Regions from separate parts of the Homo sapiens genome. Here region 2 is linked to region 1. A link is a contact called in ENCODE Hi-C or POLR2A ChIA-PET data. All regions are on one chromosome and are shown on one strand. The core of a region is the stretch at or near the end of the contact, and the rest is flanking DNA. Distances in the headings are between cores, read along the strand shown.

What was found. A loop is a pair of places that touch in the nucleus more often than their neighbours do. ChIA-PET counts read pairs that join two places held with the same protein, here RNA polymerase II (POLR2A). Pooled maps may share reads with other maps.
Region 2: a loop to region 1 is called in a map of OCI-LY7, with 2.6 times the contacts of the local background. The contact joins the promoter of MCCC1 here to the enhancer-like site in region 1. A Hi-C loop is called at or near these places in 13 of 168 maps with a recorded cell type or tissue (CD4-positive, alpha-beta memory T cell, GM12878, IMR-90 and 9 more), 30 of 37 single-sample maps with no recorded cell type and 19 of 50 pooled maps. POLR2A ChIA-PET finds 5 or more read pairs at or near these places in 9 of 52 experiments (AG04449, BJ, WTC11 and 6 more).

The regions. Positions count from the first base shown.
Region 1 is chr3:182,912,613-182,916,347 of GRCh38, forward strand. It overlaps ATP11B (ATPase phospholipid transporting 11B (putative)), which reads left to right. Exons shown (of 30, transcript NM_014616.3): 29 at 1,249-1,382. Among named protein-coding and RNA genes, the nearest start is that of DCUN1D1, 66 kb to the right of the region's middle. RefSeq lists a silencer at 1,430-1,569. Within about 2 kb of position 1,504, at least 5 of the 41 ENCODE cell types and tissues checked have a DNase peak (open chromatin) inside an H3K27ac peak, as active enhancers do; they include GM12878 and OCI-LY7, where a contact is called at or near this core.
Region 2 is chr3:183,097,196-183,101,194 of GRCh38, forward strand. It overlaps MCCC1 (methylcrotonyl-CoA carboxylase subunit 1), which reads right to left and starts at 2,301. Exons shown (of 19, transcript NM_020166.5): 1 at 2,157-2,301. The coding sequence starts at 2,245. RefSeq lists an enhancer at 2,227-2,366.

The DNA.
Region 1 (3,735 bases), core at 254-2,753:
AGATAAGAACCATGTTGTTTCACACTGTGTGGTGTTGAATCTTCTGAGCATGGATCTTGCAGGACATCAGCAGTTGTTTACATTCAGAATGCCAGGTTTCTGTTCCATCACGTCCGTCTCTTCTGTTCATTGTGAGCATCTCCACAAACATCCTCTGTTGCCTGCACCCAGCACATGGTGATTCCCAACCTTCGTGGAAGTGCAGCCCTGTATTTATTCTCCTTCTCTATCCTCAAAAGATGTGTTACGTAGGATGTTATATATGTAAAAGAAGGTGAATTGAAATAAGGTGTTTTTTTTTTAAAACAACAGCCCTTGAAAAATTTCGGAGCATCTTTGACAAACAAAACCAGGGTTGGGATTCATCGAGCTACGTGGTCATACCATCTTTCCCCCTCATTTTTACTCAGTTAAAATTGTTAGTCGTGTGGAATAAAATTATCTTGCTGGGCTATTTATGCCTGAATCAACATAAATCTTGCATACTTTCAGAAAGTAATTCAGTTTCAAATCTTGATAGTACTACTTATTCACTTGTTTAATAAATTTTAATTTATTAAACTGTCAGCTAACTGTTACAAAGCAGGATGAGCTGATGATGGGATGATTGCCACTTAAAAGTTTTTAGCAATTTATGATAAATGATGCTTTTTTCAAAGATAAGTATGGAGTGGATCTATGTAGAGTGCTTAGAACCTGGCACATAGTAAAGCATACGTAAAGTGTTTGCTGCCATTGTTGTTGTTACTGAACATTGGGGTGAGGTCCTGCCTGATTGTTATTTCCCAGTCTTAAAGATAATTCATACTCCACTTATCTCAATTGTTGGACATTGTTCATTGAAATTGCAGGCTAGACATTTTTAATTGAAATTGCAGGAGCATTTCACCTAAAGAAAAACTCCATGCAGAATTGGAATTCATTACATTCCTGAGTGGTTGATGGAAATCATTTTGACCATAATAAATGATTAAAATGAAACATTAAAAGTAGATTTACATAATATCCAGCTTCTTAATTTATATAATTATTTTACTAGACCTCTAATTTAGGATACAAGGCTTTAAAATAATTTTGGATGGTTATACTCTAGTAAATTAAAGCCTTTCATATGTTTCCCATATTATAGAAAAACATGTAGGTTTATATATGTTACCTTTGATTTGAAAGTGCTTGTTGTAATGTTCTAATGCTTTTCAGAAGTCCATATCTTTAAACAACTGATGTTTTCTGCTTCACCTCCCGCAGCTTACTGAAACAAATGCAGGTATCAAGTGCTTGGACTCCATGTGCTGTTTCCCGGAAGGAGAAGCAGCGTGTGCATCTGTTGGAAGAATGCTGGAACGAGTTATAGGAAGATGTAGTCCAACCCACATCAGCAGGTGTGAAATCTCTCTAAGTAGCCTTTGCTGCAGATGAGTATCCTATCTGGAACAGGATGAACCTGCCGCTCTAGATACCTAATAAATCAGCAGCTGGTTTTACCAACTGAAGCAGGAAGTCTGCTATTTATTAGCACTCTTTGGTGGTAGATTTCACTTTGTGGCTTTGGGGTAAGGGCTTTTTCACTCACAAAGGAAGAGAAAGCACCTTTGAAGAGACTTCATCTAATGAACAAAAAATTTTGTTTCATAATCTTTCTAAAATGTGCTCAGTAGGAGTGTGTTTATGGTACTCTTTTATGGTTTGTATAACTTTCTTTTTTAAATTATACATATACTATTTCCTTTTTATTTTTTTAAAATTTTTTTGCTTTTTGTCTTTACAAAATAATCTCAACATAACAGTGAAGTCAAAGGCTTTCCTTTTCTTACTCTGTATGTATATTTTCCAGTTGGTTATTTGAGGCTTTGAGGTATTTATAAACACAAAAGGCTGTATTTCTGCTCCCCTACCTCTTCTTATGTCTGTAATGAAGTTTTGAAATGAGTCATGATTTTTAAGTTTCTTTTGCTTGGTATTTATTGCCTAATTAAAAGTGTATGAGTTAGAACAGGCTTTTTAAATTATGGAGTAAAAGAATCTTAGCATTTTTGTCCCCTCCTAAATCTGTTTCTTGAATGAGATTTATCACCATGCCTGCTGTTGTGCACCATAACGAAAAAAAACACCTTTTGGTAAACACCATTTAAAATTCATTTAAACTTGCAATGGATTTATTTATTCATACATTTCCCCAAGAGTTATATCACTATTTAGAGGATGTTAGGGGGTAGAAAGAGCTTTTTCCACACTTGGTGTTCTTTAGGTGAATGATACCATATTCTCAAAATCAGGGCAGCAGTACACGGTATGCATGGAGGTACAAATGGGCAGGGAGAGATGTTGGTTGCCATTGTCCCAAATGTGCTACATGAATATTAGCACTTTCTACATGTGCCAGGGCTTGGAAAAGGTTGGAAATTACCCCAGGAACAGGTTATAAAGAGTGAAGAAGGCACTACTCCTATCTACTGGAAAAAGGATTTTTATTATTTGGTTAGCTTTGTGTTTTAAAAAAATGATGAGTATGATATCATTCATCTGTTATAAAATTCAGGTAACTTTTACTGGTGAACTTGTTAGTTCTCACTTTAGCTTTAGCTTAGCCATGCCTTTATGATACAATTGAATTTATAAATAGCATTCTTATGTTAACATAATGTCTGTGGTTTCAATCCCCGTTTATTCTGACTTGATTATAACGTGATCTGAAATATTTCCATAATGCTGTGATACCATTTTGTAGTAATTTCATTCCACGTAGAAGGATGAGCACTTAAACTCTGGGACTTTGTTATGATTTACATAATTGTATTATAAAATGTGGCTCTGTCATGTACCTAGGCCAGCAAATTTCCCAAAGAGCTTGATTTATAATACTATTTTACCTAATAACATAGCTTCATTGCACAGAATCAAGATAGGAGTTAGACTAAGATACAATAGAACCTCTACAGAATTTTTTCAACTTCTCCTTCAATGGAAATTTCTCTTTAATGACAATATACGTTTTTGTTAATGATTTTTTTAAAACTAGAATTAATTTTAAATGAGCCCCAGATTTTTTCTGCTATATACATATATCCATTTTCTTGATATCGATTATGGTAATATGCCCCCATTATTCTTTACATAGCCATTTTGATGCAGCATTACCTCTTTTGAACCTGCCCCAGGAGTTATTGAATTTACTTTTACATGTTCTCTTGAAGGTAGCTATTATCATCTATACTTCTTTTCACTTAAAATTGCGCCATATTGTTTTTTTCTGAATTTTTTTATTCTCCTAATAAAATGTTTAACTTAGTAATTAATATCATATTAGACTATAAATGCCCTTCCAGGTTTCTCCAACATCACAGGTTATATTATTGGTTACTATTATTTTCTTACCCTTTTTCTCATGTGAATAATCTAGAAGGTCTTTTCAGACCTGTTCATTCTTTTCTAGGGGATAAAGTCATATAATAACACCAAGCTACCTGGTGCTTTTCAAGGGCTATGTGAAAATTGCCATAGATGCATCAATATTGTATTTAAACTTGCAAAGTCATTTTGATACATAGAGTTCTCTTTTTGTTTACATATAATTGTATTTGTGAAATGTGTTGGGCATTTCCATTGTGACTTTAGAGTAGCATCTATTCTATGTTTCTATTTCATGTCTAATTTAAGAGGTGGGGCAAGTCTGAGACTGCCATTCCAAGATGTAGAAGCCCTTAGCTGTGTGTTCCATTGACATAGTAAAGTCAA
Region 2 (3,999 bases), core at 1,051-3,550, 190 kb after region 1:
CGCCACTGCAGTCCGCAGTCCGGCCTGGGCGACAGAGCGAGACTCCGTCTCAAAAAAAAAAAAAGAAGCTGCTTCCCTGATTCAAGGTAGCTCTATACCAGCTTATTGTCATGTCTATAATTCTGCCACCAGAGATTATTTTCTGTGAGCTACTAAAGATTCATAACATAAAAATAATGTAAACTATCTGTGCTGTTAAGATTTTTTTGTTTTTGTTTTATTTGAGATGGGATGTCACCCAGGATGGAGTACAGTGGTGTGATCATGGCTCACTACGGCCTGGAACCCCTGGACTCAGGCCGTCCTCGCCCTCCTCATCCTCCCAAGTAGCTGTGACTACAAGTGTGTGCCACTACGCCTGGCTAATTTTTTAATGTTTTGTAGAGATGAAGCCTCACTGTGTTGCCCAGGCTGGTCTTGAACTCTTGAACTCAAGCAATCCTCCCACCTTGGATCCCACAGTGCTGAGAAACTGCTGAAAATACAGGCATGAACCAAGTCTCCTGGCAAAGAGTTTTACTTCTATAAGCCATTAACAACTCTAACACTCTCCAGAGTGACATACTTGAGGATAGTTCTTTAGACAATAGCTAAGCTTTGAAAGGGAAGACAGGAAATGGGTCTATGGTACTATCCTGAAGAGCCCTGGAGGCCTAAGAAAAGAAAAACCAGAAGAACAAGAAGAACATTAACATTACTTACACCAACTTTTTTTTTTATTTTTTTATTTTTTATTTGAGACGGAGTCTTACTCTGTCGCCCAGGCTGGAGTGCAGTGGCGTGATCTTAGCTCACTGCAAGCTCCGCCTCCTGGGTTCACACCATTCTCCTGCCTCAGCCTCCCGAGTAGCTGGGACTAACAGGCGGGACTATAGGCGCGTGTCACCACGCCCGGCTAAATTTTTTGTATTTTTTAGTACAGACGGGGTTTCACCGTGTTATCCAGGTTGGTCTCGATCTCCTGACCTCGTGATCTGCCCGCCTCGGCGTCCCAAAGTGCTGCGATTACAGGCGTGAGCTACCGCGCCCCGCCAACTTCCAACAACTTTCTTATGTTTCTCTGGGGCACTCCTACAATTAAGTAACTAAAAAGGGCATCTACAATATTTCTGGAAAATAAAAGCAAGCAAACGTTCATATAAATGGTTGAGTTTGCATTTATAGACTGATCTTATGTACCAGATTGTGCTTAAACCTCATTCCATGAATTAATTCATTTAGTTTTCACAACCCAAGGTACTCGTATCATCTCCAAGGTGAGGAAATTAAAGAAGAAATATTAAGTAACTTACCCAAAGTCACACACCTAGTGAGTAGCTAACTAAGACCTCAGCCTTGACTGCAGAGTCTGTGCCCTTGAACACTAAACTGTCAATCTTTCCAGAATGATGAAGGATGATAACGATGAAGCAAAAGAAGACAAAGAAGCAAAGCTATCTACAAGCCTGAGGGTTTTTTCACTGCCAGAGTTATTGCCACCAAAGCTTAGAGCTCAAAATTTGAAACAGAGCTGGAGTCAGGTGAGCTAGACTGAGTCATCTGATAGCGTTGTTCAAACTTGGGTACAAGAGTTTTTGACAAAATAATTTCCCAGCTCTGTGGAAGGTACATTTGCTCTTCTTGACAACTTCACTCTTCTAACAATGAGAAGGAACTCCAGGAGTCTTTCTCTGAACTGGACACCTGATGGGGCACAGCTGAACTGAAAAATGGCTTTGAGGGCATCCCGGCCCCATTTCTTACTAGCTGTGTTTCGTTGAGGAAGTCGTTGATCCCTTTGGGCTTCCCCGGAACCGGATTATAACAACGCTCCCACCTAAGGGGTGCTGCGAAAGCCCGATGTAAACGGCTACGAGCTGCAGCGACGGCGAGGGGAGCCTGGAGGATGGCGGGCCCAGTCCTCAGAAATGGAAAAACAGAAGCCAAAGGCGCGCTGAAGCGTGGATGTGCGGAAGCGGGGAGAAAGGGAAGGGCTGGTGGGGATGTCTTCCTCCCGACGCCGTGACTGCCGGCAGAACCCCTCCGAAAGTGCCTGGGGTTTTCCTACCGTCCTCCCCACACCGACCCTGGGTTCCGCCGCACCTCCCACCGCTCACGCGGGTCCGTGCACCCCTCGCTCCCGCCTCTGCCCACTGAGCCATGGCCCCTCCACCCACCTCGGCGGCAGGAGCAGGCTCGGGAGACGATGCCACCGGTTCCTCTCCGCCGCCACCAGCAGCACCGACACCGCAGAGGCCGCCGCCATGTCCCTGGAGCCCGGCCACTCCGTGACTCCCCAGTACAGAGGCAGCTGCGTCCCACACGCCAAACCCGTTCCTCCACTACGAAGCCTCGTGACCCCCGCCGGCCACCGTCGGAGCCTGAGCCTACCTTTGGGCTGATCCAAGAATGTGAGGGCGTCTCCACGAACACCAATCAAAGACCAGAGCCCGGCTTCAGTAGCGACGATTGGGCAGTCTGGCCACGTGCTCGTGGGGGTGTGGCCTTTGTTTCTGCGTCCCCTGGGGCCTGCTCTGACTAAGGCAAGGGTTTTCTCCATCCTCCCCCTCTTGGTTGCCTGTCACTGTTTCTTCCTGCATCCCGTGGGGTTTCTTCGCTCTCGTCACCTTCTGGGAGAAGAACCCTGGGGAAGAAGCCAAATGCGGATGGACAGCAGGATACACAATTCTCTAGTGCTCTCAGGGATGAAAAAATAAATAAGCTAAAGTGAAAATCTTTAAACCACCTGAGCTTAAAACAGGTATTCTAACTGACTATTGGGAAAAAGAGGAAGTCAAAGAGCAAACTGAGGAACATCTAGAGAATAAAGAAACTGTAAACACTACATGTAGATGCTTCATGAGGAAAGCAGGAGGGAGAAATTAGGGAAGATAAAGGAATAAATAAATGAATTCAGGAAACCAGTGTCAAAGGACTAATAAACCCACAGGTTCACAAAAAATAAAATAGTTATCTAATCAGAAATAGAGAAAAATGCACATTTGACATGATTTAAAAAACAAGCAGGGGAAAATCACAGACACAGGAAACAAATTATAGATTTGTAAGATGCTAATTTTGCTTAACTTCAAGTGAACTTAAAACTCTGGATGAAATGGATGATGTTACAAGAAAATACAATTTATCAAAATAGATCCTGGAAGAGACAAAATTTAAGCAAACCGTTACCACAGAAAAAATAGAGAAGTTTATCAAAGAACTATCCTTGCTACCACCATGGCCCACTTTCACCTTCACCTTCACCCCTAAAAGTTACAAAAGCCCTCCATGTCTTGCAAGAAAATTCCACACAAATGAGTAATTGACTCAAATGCTATTAATTCTGTCCCAGAGCACAAAAAAGATGGAAGTCTTCCAAACTCTTTTTAAAAAGTAAACATAACTTTGATACCAAAATCAACAAAGATATCACGCACACACACACGACAGACCAATTTCACATGTAAGTATCAGTGGAAAAATTCTAAATAAAATATTAACTACGCTGGGTGCTGTGGCTCATGTCTTGTAACCCCCCATTGAGATGTGACAGCGTGCTGGCAGTCCTCAGAACCCTCGCTTGCTCTCGGCACCTCCCCTGCCTGGGCTCCCACTTTGGTGGCATTTGAGGAGCCCTTCAGTCCCCCACTGCACTGTGGGAGCCCCTTTCTGGGCTGGCCAAGGCCGGAGCCCACTCCCTCAGCTTGCAGGGAGGTGTGGAGGGAGAGACACGAGCGGGAACTGGGGCTGTGTGCGGCACTTGCGGGCCAGCTGGAGTTCCGGGTGGGCGTGGGCTTGGTGGGCCCCGCACTCGGAACAGCCAGCCAGCCCTGCTGACCCCGGGCAATGGGGGACTTAGCACCCGGGCCAGTGGCTGCGGAGGGTGTACTGAGTCCCCCAGCAGTGCTGGCCCACCGGCGCTGCGCTCGATTTCTCGCCGGGCCTTGGCTGCCTTCCCACGGGGCAGGGCTCGGGACCTGCAGCCCGCCATGCCTGAACCTCCCACCCACTCCATGGGCT